Linked DNA regions of Homo sapiens: regions 1 and 2 are each linked to region 3. Evidence: chromatin loops called from intact Hi-C (ENCODE). Cell type or tissue: endothelial cell of umbilical vein. All regions are shown on one strand. Each heading gives the region's core, and the rest is flanking DNA. Links, peaks and the distances in the headings are about the cores only. Region 1 has its middle 59 kb from the start of AREG. Region 2 has its middle 27 kb from the start of AREG. Region 3 has its middle 170 kb from the start of BTC.

Region 1 (4,474 bases), core at 738-3,237, 120 kb before region 3:
CCTGCAGTCTCTAAGCTTATTCTTGCCCTAACAATTCTCTTCAGCTTTGGATCTCTGTGGGGTTGCTCTAGGTTCCACAAGTCACACAAGCAGCATCTTCACTCAGAAGCCAAGCAGCATGAAAATTTGATCCACTGGATGATCAAATTCATTCTGGGCCCAATGTTACATTTTATTAACACACTAAATGTTGTCATGATATGCTTCCTGACAGGAGTTTTTAAAGTGTTAGAAGAACTATTAACCAAAACCTCTGCTCCACCCCAGCTTTACCTGAAGATTAAGTATGGTTAGTCAAAACCTGACAGAAACAACCATCATCATATCCAAACCAAGTGAAAAATTTTATTTCAGTAAAAAGTGGTGGGTTTTATCTTATTCATAACTGTCTTAGTCCATTCAGGGTGCTATAGCAAAATACCATAAACTGGGTTATTTATAAATTACAGAAATGTATTTCTGCAGTTCTCAAGGCTGAGAAGTCCAAGATTAAGATGCTAGCAAATTTGGTGTCTGGTGAGATCACCAAATTCTGGGTTCATAGATGATGCTCTTTATTCTGTCCTCGCATGATGTAAGAGGTGAGGAATCTATCTTGGGCCTCTTTTATAAGGACACTAATTCCATTCATGAGGACTCTGCCATTTATAACCTAATCACCTCCCAAAAGCACCACCTCCTAATACCATCACTTTGGGGGTTGGGATTTCAACATATGAATTTTGGGGGTACAAAAATATCCCGACTATAGCCTTCTACCCCTGGAACCCCAAAGTTCATTTTATTTTCACGTGTGAGAGAGATTTATTTTATCCCAATAGCCCCGACAGTTTTAAGTGACACCAGCATCAACTCAAAAATTTAAAGTCTCATATAAATATCATCTAAATCTGATATGGGTAATATTCAAGATAGAATTCATCCTAAGGCAAATAGCTCCCCAGCTCTGAACCTGTGAATTCAAACATGTTATGTGCTTCCAAAATACAACTGTGGGACAGGGCATAGGACAGAAATTCCCATCCAAAAGGGAGAGACATGAAAAAAAGAAAGAAAGAAATGACATCTCCCAGGCAGGTCTAAAATCCAACAGCACATGCAACATTAAATCTTGAGGCTTCAGAATAATCTTCTTTGATCCAATACTCTACCCTCTATACTCATTGGGACAGAGGTCTCACGTTCTGGACCCACTGAGTGGAAGTTCTGTTCCTGCAGCTTTTCTGTGCAAGGTTGGGCCCCCATGGGTTTGGGAGGCTCTTCCCCACAGCTGTGAGACATGCCTCAGCTTTCATGGATTGGAGTTATATGCCTGCAGCTCTCTCAAGCTGGAATTACATACTGGTGGATCTGCTTGTCTGGGGTCATGAAGGCAACCCCACTCCAACGACTCAGCTTTTCACTGAATGAGATGGTACTTTGGGGAAGATATGAGATAATTCATTGCATCAGGACCTGAGATGGTGTGTAGGAAGACTTCTCCAGGGATGCTGACCAAGGTCCATTTCCTCTTTTCCCTACCAATCCTGAAAGAATAACACTCTTTATGCTTGTCATTACATTGTTAGTCATGACACACAGAGAGTAGTTACAATGAGCCATGGGAAATGACGCATTCACTTCTTTGATGGAGGCACTTCTGCCTTTCTAGTCCCACTTCCTGCAGTGTCCAACTCTTACTGCATGTAGTGATAGAACTAAATGACCTCTATTTTATCAGAAATGCCACACCTTTCTAGCTATATGCACCTTTGCATGCAGTTCCCTACACCTTTATTTTTTCTCATTTGAATAATTTTCTTTCATAATTCTAGACAAATTTTAGTTGCCCTCTGTACTAGGTAGCTTTCCCTCTGTTAAATGACCCTGCTAAGTTAACTAATATAAATGCCTTTTGTTATAGTTGCCATAGTAACTTTAAATTTACTGTGTGCTCATCTGCCTTTAGATTGTAAGTTTCTAAAGAGCACAGATCATATTTTTATTTGCTTTTGTACTCCAGAAATTAAAATAGTGCCTAACACATAGTTTATGCTCAATACATACTTTTTGATCTGAACTAAACCACTAGTCCTGATATGTAACTTGTCTCTCAGCTTTAGAATTCCACCTTAAATTGCAACTTCTGAGAAGCAGAAAGGACATTGTCTGGTAGATGGCTCAGGGCCAACCAAAATATTTAACTCTGTGGTAATTATAATGCTGAAAACACAGCACATAATTTCCATAGGTTTTTTTTTTTTACTTTATTCATCCGCTTGAAAAATGCATATTGAAGAACATAGGGGAAAACTTCAATGGCATTGGTCTGGGCAAAGTTTTTTGGATATGATCTCAAAAGCACAGGCAACAAAAGCAAAATAGACAAATGGGATTATATCAAACTAAAAACTTCTGCACAGAACACACATACATACACACACACAAACACATATATACACACACACACCCACTTCAGAGTGAAGAGACCACTTATAGAATGGAAGAAAATATTTGTAAACCACACATCTAGTAAGGGGTTAATATTCTTTCAGTGACACAATGGGCTGACTATTGTTAACAATAATTTATTGTATATTTCAAAATAAATAAGAGTGGAATTGGAATGTTCGTAACACAAAGAAATGTTAAATGCTTGATGTGATGAATATCCCAGTTACCCCGATTTGATCATTATGTATTGTATGTTTGGGTCAGAATTTCACATGTACCTCCAAAACATGTACAACTATTATGTGACCATAATAATTAAAAATAAAGCAACTTGATAGCAAGAAAAAAAAATCCCATTTAAACATGGGCATAAGACCTGAATAGACATTTCTCCAAAGAAGATATACAGATGCCCAACAGGTATATGGAAAAATGCTCAACATCACTAATCACCAGGGAAACATAAATTAAAGTCACAATGGGATATCACCTCATACCCGTAGGAATGGCTCTTGTCAAAAAGAGAAAGACAAATGTTGGTGGGGATAAAAAGAAAAGGGAACTGTCGCGTACTGTTGGTGGGAATGTAAATTAGTACAGCCATTTTGAAAAACAGTATGGGGTTTTCTTTAAAAACTCAAAATAGAGGGGTCGCTTCCAAGATGGCCAAATAGGAAGAGCTCTGGTCTGCAGCTCCCAGCAAGATCATCGCAGAAGATGGGTGATTTCTGCATTTCCAACTGAAGTACCTGGTTCATCTCATTGGGACTGGCTGGACAGTGGGTGCAGCCCACAAAGAGTGAGCTGAAGCAGGGTGGGGCATCATCTCACCCAGGAAGTGCAAGGGATCAGGGGATTTCCCTTTCCTATCCAAGAGAAGCCATGACAGACTGTACCTGGAGAAATGGTACACTCCTGACCAAATACTGCACTTTCCCACAGTCTTAGCAACAAGCAGACCAGGAGATACCCTCCTGTGCCTGACTCGGCAGGTCCCATGCCCATGAAGCCTTGCTCACTGCTAGCACAGCAGTCTGAAATCAACCTGCGAGGCTGCAGCTTGACAGGGGGAGGGGCATCCGCCATTGCTGACGCTTCAGTAGCTCACAGTGTAAACAAAGAGGCCAGGAAGCACAAACTTGGCAGAGCTCACCACAACTCAGTAAGGCTTACTGCCTCTATAGAGGCACTTGTAGGGGCAGGGCATAGTAGAAAAAAGGACAGCAGACAGCTTCTACAGACTTAAATGTCCCTGTCTGACAGCTCTGAAGAGAGCAGTGGTTCTCTCAGCATGGCATTTGAGCTCCAAAAACAGACAGACTGCCTCCTCAAGCAGGTCCCTGAACCCCGTGTAGCCTGACTGGGAATCACCTCTCCAATAGGAGTCAACAGACACCTCAAACAGGCAGGTGTCCCTCTGGGACAAAACTTCCAGACGAAGGATCAGGCAGCAATATTTGCTGTTCTGCAGCCTCTGCTGGTGATACCCAGGCAAACAGGGTCTGGAGTGGACCTCCAGCAAACTTCAACAGACCTGCAGCTGAGGGGTCTGACTGTTAGAAGGAAAACTAACAAACAGAAAGGAATAGAATCGATATCAATAAAAAGGACATCCACACCAAAACCCCATCTCTAGGTCACCAACATCAAAGACCAAAGGTAGATAAAACCACAAAGATGAGGAGAAACCAGAGCAGAAAAGCTGAAAATTCCAAAAAACAGAGCACTTCTTCTCCTCCAAGGGATCACAGCTCCTCACCAGCAAGGGAACAAAACTGGACGGAGAATGAGTTTGACAAGGTGACAGAAGTAGGCTTCAGAAGGTCAGTAATAACAAACTTCTCTGAGCTAAAGAAGCATGTTCTAAACCAACATAAAGAAGATAAAAACCTTGAAAGAAGGTTAGATGAATGGCTAACTAGAATAAACAGTGTAGAGAAGACCTTAAATTACCTCATGGAGCTGAAAACCATGGCACAAGAACTTCGTGACACATACACAAGCATCAATAGCTGATTCAATCAAGTGGAAGAAAGGATAT
Region 2 (4,474 bases), core at 772-3,271, 210 kb before region 3:
GTTAGACAATTGTACTTATTTTAAAATCATTGTAGAATTTTAATACTGTGTACCTTTATTTTTATTTTAGCTTAGACCCCCAATTATGACTATTCTTTCTTAGATTAGGACAATATGCTAAGACAGGAAATCAGAAACTTTATGACTAGCAGCCTTATCTATTTTGCTCTATGATCTTCAAGAAAAACTAGGGATAGCATTTTAAAAGTTTAGAATAAATTGGCAAATTCCCAACATTTTTCATTCCCATTAAAAGTAGTAATTGGCCCATTTGGCAGGCCATGTAGGTTTCTTAAAAGTGAGGAGTGTGAATGGCCATTCAGCTTCTTATTTTTCCAGGCTTACTAGATAAGTGTGTGCTAAGGTGAGTATTTAGACTTTAATGTGTAATTGAAACCTCCCATGTGTCTCATTAAACAGCAGATTGTCATTTAGGTTTGGACTCAAGATTCTGTCTTTCTGTCATGCTCCAGCAGATACTGGTGCTGCTGATTTTTAAGCCATTGTGTTCATGATCTACACAGAATAAGAGTTTGGTAAAGGCTGCATTAATTGAATTCACGACAATTGATTCCATGAGAGCATCCATGGTCATTCTCTCATTTGTTAAACAAACGTGCTGAGTGTCTACTATGTTTTAGGTACTGTGTTGTGTACTAGGTGTCTGTTGTCAACAAAACAGATATACAACAACCTTTAAAGGCCATAATAGTGAGAATCAGTTGCGTGTCAGTCCTGTCTCTGCCTCAGAGACTTGTGAAGACAAATATTAAAGAAATAAAAACATAAGAAAATACAGGACTACAAATTCTTACATGTGCAATGGAGAGTGTAATTAAAGAGGCTCACAGGTCTATACTGGGGTGTGCAGAAGTTAAGTTTCAGCAGGCTTGAAAGGTGCCTAAATGTTAACCAGATGAACAGGGGAAGAAGTGTGCTTCAGGCAGATGGGATGTCTTAGGCAGGGATCCAAAAATATAAAATAATTTAGCCTCCTCCTGAAACGTAGAGATGGCAAGTGTAGCCTAAGTATGGTGAAAGAATAGAAGGAGCAAAGAAGTGAGGTTGGAGTTGAGTGACCACCTGATTTACTTTCAAACAATACTTTTGATGGTATAACCAAGGCGTGTGATGACACCCTAGTTTAGACAAGCAGACAGAGGCCAAATCATGCGGGAGCTTTTGGGTATAATGAAGTTGTTGTTTCCTCATACAGAAGGTACTAATTGTAGGAGTAACATAATCCCATTTATAATTTAATAGGTCACTCTGGAGGCTATAGATGTATGATGGTAAAATCAACCTTTTAGTTTTATTTCCAAGCACTTTTGGTTTGCTTCAGAAGAAGCAGTGTCAAAAGGACACTGAATATTAATATGAACAAAACTCAGTTCATATTTTTATTTACCTGTTTGATGTGGGTTCATGAGATTTATTTGCTGTATATGGCACATGTCTTACATAGTATTTCTATTTGTTTAATTTAAGGACTTAAACACTAAGTAAGAAATCCTAGTAGAGAATTTTAAGATTCCTGGAATAGCAAGCATGAAATACATTACAAGAAATTTTAATGCTGGGAATATATTAAGTTGGTGCAAACATAATTGTGGTTTTTGCCTTTTTTTTTTTGCCATTGAAAGTAATGGCAAAAACTGCAATTACATTTTTGCCAACCTAATAAATATGATGAACAAGCTATGATAAAAGACTTGGGCGAACATAGGTGAGTATGCTAGATGCCTGGGGTGCAGAAATAGACGTTCGCAGAAGTGACAGTCTTCTCATCTGTGACCACTGAAAAATTCAAATACCTCACACACATGATCTGGAGAGACCTGTGGGATACTTTAAAGTAACTAATTAGGCTTGCATTTTAGAACTGTTTCAAAGCACTTCTTTTGGCACGACTAAATGCCATCAACTTTTTGCGTCTTCTCTTCAAGAAGTGACTTCTCCCTTCCTTCCAATCCTTTCTAAATAGAACTAAATGCTGACAATTGACGATGCTCTCCTATTAGAGTGATTCTTATACTTTCGTCACCTCCCTAACTTTGATGTGTCACACTCTCCCAGCCAAATCAGTTTCTGGAGTGATTTGGTTGCTTAGGGAACACAGTCACTCTTTCAGGACACTTAAGGACTGCTCATGTCCCCCAAGAACTTGGTGTGTGTATATGGGTGTGGGAGTGAGGGGGTTCAAAGAACCCATAGATTCCATTATTCCCCCTCCCCCAAACCCTCGCTCACACCCTCTGATGCTAGTTGACTCATTCATTCTCTATGACCCATCATCTCCTTTGGAACCTGTCCATGTTTTCCCCGCCTTCCCATTTCCTCTGCCTGGAGCTCTAACTCTAAGACAGAGAAATGCTTTCCTAAAGAGATGAGTGATATCACATCCTTTTCTAAACTGTTTTTTTTATCCCTAGCCCATGCTACACCCAGCAAGCTTAATTCCCTTTGTGCAAGTGATCTCCTCAACATTTGTCCCTGAATCAAATGTTTTAAATGCATGATGGCAACTTGCTACTGAAAACAGTTCTCTGAAAAAATGCTTTAAAATATAGAAAACAAAGTAAGGAGTTATTTCTGTCTGCCCACTGTCACGTATAAATAAAGAATTTTTATCTATGCTGTCAGCCAAAATGGATGCAACTGTATGAGACAAGTTCATTTGGCTATTTCAAGTCGTACATGCCCCTCTTTTGAGGGACAATAACTAGGGGCAGATGGAGCCATTGGACACAAAAAAGTCATTTTCTGATATTATCTACTTCTATGAGGCAACATGTCTTTTAAAAATAAGAAAACTATAACTTTTTATATTTGTTGCCAAAAAACACAATGGAAAACAGCTAAATACAATAAAGAAAAAAAATCACCCTTAATATAATCACCCAATCATGAGCAAGGCTACTTTTGGGGATCACTCATTTCACATTTTCCAAAATGAGTTTCCATGTTCTCATACTGGGACAGGGCTAGAGATGAGGGTAGGGAAAACAGAAAGACAATCATAGCCAATGCATCAAAGTGTTCCCAAGTGGGTGTATTAGATGAACATCATTTCCTTGTCCATGCAGGATATCACAACAGCCTCTGTAAAGAGAAAGAAAAGAAGGTGGTAAGGGGGAGTGAAAGCAGAGGAAGGCATATGAACAAAACTCCTCTATCCCTACATCTTCTAGACACTTCCTGAAATGAGAAAAATCAAAGCATAAAATTTCATAGAGCTTACTATATTAAGTAATTCACCAAGTCTCTTCTGGGACACATGAACCTGGTTCTCCTTGTGGATGTGAGATGCCCATAGGTTGTTAACCTGGATATAGAAAGGATTTTAGTCCATTCTATTCAGTTACAAGAGTGTGGCCAGACATATTTGTAATTCTGCCTTCTTCACAGTTCAAATAACATCATCTGGTTATTAGTACCACCATATGCACACTCTAAAACAGTAGTCCTCAACCTTTTTGGCACCAGGGACCAGTCTCATGGAAGACAATTTTTTCCACAGACCAGGGGGTGGGGGGATGGTTTCAGGATGATTCAAGTGCATTACATTTATTGTATACTTTATTTCTATTATTATTGCATTATAATATGTAATGAAATAATTCATTATATATTATATTCATTATATATTATATAATGAATTATAATGTAGAATGAGTGAGAACCCTGAGTTTGTTTTCCTGCAGCTAGATGGGTCCATCTCGGGGTGATGGGAGACAGTGACAGATCATCAGGCATTAGATTCTCATAAGGAGAACACAACCTAGATCCCTCATATGTGCAGTTCCCAAAAGGGTTTGCACTCCTATGGGAATCTAACGCCTCTGTCGATCTGACAGGTGGCAGAGCTCAGGTGGTAATGCAAGCAATGGGGAGTGCCTGTAAATACAGGTGAAGTTTCTTTCACTTGCCAGCCATTCACCTCCTGCTGTGTAGCCCAATTCATGGCAGGCCATGGACCCAACTGGTATTGCTCCCTGGCTTGAAGGTTGAAGCCCCTGCTCTAAATGACTCCTAAGGCAGTATAACATGCCCTAAAATAATTCCAGGCTCAGTGGCTTTGCACTTGCCATTCCCTCTGCTTTGAATATCATCCCCCTAAATATTTGCATGGTTGTCTCCTCATCTTTCATCCAAGCTCAAAGAGAACTTTCCTGACACTTTTAACATATGAAAGCCATCATCATCTCAATCCTCTTTATCTCATTTTTTTAAACTGTCGTACACCATTTGGAATTGTTATCTTTATTTTTATACTAAATTGTTGACAGGTTGTGGCCCTTCATTGTAGTAAGAATAGGAGCCTTATCTGTCTAGTTTAAAGCTAGTTTTCATCTATAAATGCACCTGGCACATAGTAGGTGCCAAGTAAATATTTATTGAAGCAATGAATGAATGAAACAAGCACATGATGCAAATTATGCTGATAAAATAAGTTTATTGGGCCAGGCCTGGT
Region 3 (4,474 bases), core at 908-3,407:
TATTAGAAACAATAGTACCCATTATGAATTATTACTACGAAGCAAACAAGCTAATATATGCAAGATGATTAGAAATGTTAGTCATTACTATTCTGTTTATCTTTATTCAGCCAGATGATGTTTTCTATTTTTAATATATTTTCCTATTTCATGGAGAAAAAAGTTCACTGTTGTTTCTGTCCCAAAACCCTCAATCCCAAATCATGACTGCATTACCTTCTCTAAACTTTATTGGTAGAAGTTAGCTGCTTGTCAAAGTTTCAAACAAACAAGCTTAGGAAGGAAGAGAAAAATATAAGTGGAAGAATTAAAGTAACATAACAAGGACCTGCATTTATTAATATTGTATTATAAGCTCACAGTATACAGGGATTGTGTCATCCATATATTTATTATTCACAGCATGTACAGCATTGTCTTGTGTATGATTAGTGTGTAAAAAATCTGAGTGAAAACAGGATGACTGAATAAAGGAGATAATAAATGAATGACAGTTGCCAAATGCCCTTAAAGCCTTGTAAAATGTTTGTTCAAAGAAGAGTTAGAAATATAGTAAACAAGACTTGGCAATTATCCATAAATTGAATTTGTTCAGGTTTTCCTTTCTTCCAGAAGTTATCATACTAATCAGAAACTGTTACATTCATATATCAGAGTCATCAAAATAAAGTCATCGAAGAAAGGAAGATAGAATAGATAGAGAAACTTTTCTGGTAAATTCTATGACAAATTATGATTGGAGTCTTATAAGTAGTCTTATATTTTTAAAATTCTAAACTTCAGAACTTTTGAAATATAACAATCATTTTATTGAAAAATAAAAGAAAGGCTAACAGTGTGCTTTAGATAAAGTTTTTCACATAATCATGCTTATCCACTGACAGTTTCATCTTCATACTTGTGCAATATAGAAGGAAACAGAGATACTTGGAAGTGCTCAGCCCGGGGAATAAGCTACAGGATGAAATGGCCCACGCTAGGAACCATCTACTTTACCCAGTGATACACAATGGAAAATAAACCTGTCTTAAAAAAAAAAAATGGGAACATAACAGGTGTTTGGTTGATTCTAGAATAAAATGCAAATTTTGAACAACTAAGATTAAACTTTAGAAATTCAAGGTCTTTCCTACTTTCAATTTCTACCTAGGTTCCCAAAACTTCTCTCCTACAGAACCCCCAACCCCCAGCTCCCTACACAGACATTTGCACTTCTCTCTAAACACTGCTCAAAAGCAGCATTTCTCAAACTTTCTCTGATCAGGATTCACTGAGCCGAAAGGAAAACAAAAGAAAATATGGTCTACTTCACTGATTCTAGCATTGAAGAAAGCTTTGTGATGGGAACAATTAGGGAGGAATAATTATAATAGCAGCATTTCAGCAATTACGCAGGAACAAAGCCATCAGGAAAAGTGTAACCTAGGAATAATTCTATACATAAATTAAATAATGCAAAAATAGGAGCAACTGAAAACCATAGCTAGCTTAAAACAATCCTAAAATTATAACAAGGTTAGAGAATCTTCTCTGAAAATTCGGGCAATCCCAACAATCTAAGTGTGCGTTAAAAGTTCTTGCTAAGCATTGCTTGACAGTGGGATTTCTTAGCAGAATATTAAATTAGGACCCTCAAATTTTAGAAGGGTAATATTTTAATTTGTGAATATCAAATTTTTAAATTATTAATAATGCACTTGGAAGATTACTCACAGCTAGGTAATATTTATTTGAATATAAATATAAGCATATATTGAATTCCCAAACTTTTTCCACTCCTAAAAAACTGAGAAACAGACTTTCTGAACTGCTCTTGGGCTTCAGACTATGCTGAGATGAAAACACAGCTGTAGTTCAGGGGCTTCGTCACAGATAATATGCATTTTGGTGTCACCTACTGGCATGATGTGACATGACATGACAGAAGTTTATGAGCCAAAGCATTTAAAATAGTAATGGTGCATTGTTCTGTGTCAAACACTGCGTCAGGCACAAAAGGTACAGTAGTAAGCAAAATAAACTACTACTTCCACTATCAGGGGAGGCAAATATTAATAAAATAATCACAAAAGTAGAGGCAAGATGGAACGGTCCTAATCTTGGGGATCAGAGAGTGCTGAGGCTGAAGGCAGGGTCTAAGTTCTCTAGGCAAACAGAGGAAATAGGGAGATGAAGGGGAGAAGACTGCGTAGGGGACTGGACAGGAGGGAGCCTGGCATGTTTGAAGAAGTGAGGGAAGCCATGGTGGCTGGAACCCAGAAAACTGAAGGGAAAGGAGGGTAGGAGTGGTGAAACATGAAGCTGAAGAGATAATAATAGTAGTTGTAGTAATAAGATGCTCTTTCATGGATAATTCTCTATCATGGCTTCACAGAGAGCTCCAACCTGTTAATGTTCAATTTAATTGTATTGAACAGCTACAAAGGACCACATTCTATAGCTGCAATGTTCTCATCTTCAAGGTCATTGGAAAATGTTGTTATCAAAATTAAGGGTGTAGCTCAATAAACTGACAAACTCAAGATTCAAAATTGTTTTTAACAACCAGGAGTTGGGGGTTAAAACAAACAAGTTGAAAGTTAAAAAAAAATAAAGTCCTTCATGTAAGGTGAAAACAAAAATATGCAAAATATGGTAGCAACCTGGCTTATAAAAAAGATATGGAAATTTTAGTTGGCCTCAGGTTCAATATATGTTAAAAGTGTGAAAAGACACGGAATATTAACTTATGATTTTTTTAAGTACCTTTTCTGGATCAAGGGAGGTAAGAGTCAAGAGGAGTCTTTGCAGTTCTCTGTGCTACATTTTAAGGATTTTGACCAACTAGAAAAAAATGACCTGTGTAATGAAGAGTTTAAATGCATGCCAAATGAGAGTCTTAGCTTGAGGGTAAAGGGCCTATGGAAGACTTGATAAGTTTTTCAAATACTGGAAAACTTGTGATGTGAAAAGAGTGAATTCCTCCAGTGTAAAGAACAGAACAAAGGCAAGTGGAGAGACACTACCAAGGGTGGAACTTACAATGAAAGCTTCTGGAAAACAATAAGCTTATACAAATATATACTGTTTTAATAATGGTGAGGCACCAGTGGTTGTTATTTCTGAGGCCAGCATCCTATGCAGTGTAAAAGCCCAAAGATGAATGGAGAAACACGGCTCCTATTTTCTGTTCTACCTGACGGCACAAGGTGCCAATGATGCATTACTCATCAATGACCCCTGGCTTCAAAACGAAATAGACAATAACGCAGAAAAAACAGAAGACAACCTAATTGTATAAACTGAAGACAGTAGAAGATAAGCACTCAAAGACAGAGAATAGAATGACAAAGGAAAAAAGAAATGTTTTCTTTTATTTTCTCATTTTACTCTCTCCTCTGCTTTTTTAACCTACATTCTTGTTTTTATTTTTCAACTATCATCTTCTGCTTCTTAAAGAATGGTGACAGTCTTGCTTAGTGAGTTCCAGGACTCGTGGGATTTTAAAGAGATAACTTGAGAACCACAATAACCACAAAGTTTATGTAGCAATAAACATCCTAACATACTGCACAAAGTGAGAACAAAATGAAGTCAAAGTACAGTTTAAATATACTGATGGAAAATTAATTTACAATGAGTCACTAAAGGGAACTGGGGACACATCCTGTCAAGATGACCTCATTGAATCCACACTTCTCTCTCCTATACAAAGGCCCTTGGTTCTTTCCTAACCACAACAAAATTATAGTATAATATTTTAAAATAGGTGAATGCCTGGTGGGCCAGACCTAATTTTGAGCTTCCAGTATTTCCTCTTCTCTTCTTTTCTTAGAAACTACCTTAGAAAAAAGTATTTCTAAGCAAGCAAAGCCTGCATTTGTCAGTGTGAGCTAAAGTTACCTGTTCTGTTGAACGAAAGGATTGTAGCCTAGGTTTGCTAATTTAGACACAGTTGAATATAATGAGCAGATAAAGACGAGGAGCTGCAATTGGTGGTAAGAAGGAACAGGATTGTTGTGTCATAGGCATAAATGTATCTTAGCTATTTTTAAAATATAGAAATAATTATTGGTTCCTGAGAAGAAGCCGATGGTTAGTTGGTCAGTGGATTACTTCCTGTTGAACATTAGATGATATACCAAATGCTGGGTTAAGTCCAAAACAGTTTTACCTCAGATCAGTCTGACGGCTTTGAGGAAAGGAGGAGGCAGTCACATCTTATGATTTTTGCGAGGAAATATCATTTCTGATATTACCTTGAGTTTGGAAGATGAAAGAAGACTATGTGAAATATTAAGCTTTCCAAATTATAGATTCTTTGGCCATGTGAAAAAACAAGCATCATTCTTCATGGCCTCACCCTGTATTAGCTGTGACTTGCATAAAATGGCTAAGCTTCTCTACACAGTCCTGATGACTTGTTGAGGTTGTTCTCCAAAGAGAAAATAAAGTGACTGTTTCACAGGCAGAAGATCTGGTCCAATGCAATTTA

The links. Peaks named below come from ENCODE experiments on the same cell type or tissue, not always from the same donor. Only the 100,000 strongest peaks of a DNase experiment are listed, where the experiment ranks them.
Region 1: it touches region 3 in a loop (10-fold over the local background); 1 of 110 quality-filtered maps calls a loop at or near these places.
Region 2: it touches region 3 in a loop (2.7-fold over the local background); 1 of 110 quality-filtered maps calls a loop at or near these places.

What each region holds. Positions count from the first base shown.
Region 1 is chr4:74,502,243-74,506,716 of GRCh38, forward strand. No RefSeq gene overlaps it. Among named protein-coding and RNA genes, the nearest start is that of AREG, 59 kb to the left of the region's middle. RefSeq lists an enhancer at 919-2,118. In endothelial cell of umbilical vein, for the core only: no CTCF peak of the experiment used is centred there; DNase peaks (open chromatin) are centred at 1,589 and 2,169; H3K27ac peaks cover 2,001 bases.
Region 2 is chr4:74,416,194-74,420,667 of GRCh38, forward strand. No RefSeq gene overlaps it. Among named protein-coding and RNA genes, the nearest start is that of AREG, 27 kb to the right of the region's middle. In endothelial cell of umbilical vein, for the core only: no CTCF peak of the experiment used is centred there; a DNase peak (open chromatin) is centred at 2,328; H3K27ac peaks cover 1,210 bases.
Region 3 is chr4:74,621,343-74,625,816 of GRCh38, forward strand. No RefSeq gene overlaps it. Among named protein-coding and RNA genes, the nearest start is that of BTC, 170 kb to the right of the region's middle. RefSeq lists a silencer at 1,773-2,067. In endothelial cell of umbilical vein, for the core only: a CTCF peak has its summit at 1,904 (motif pointing left); a DNase peak (open chromatin) is centred at 1,899; H3K27ac peaks cover 1,867 bases.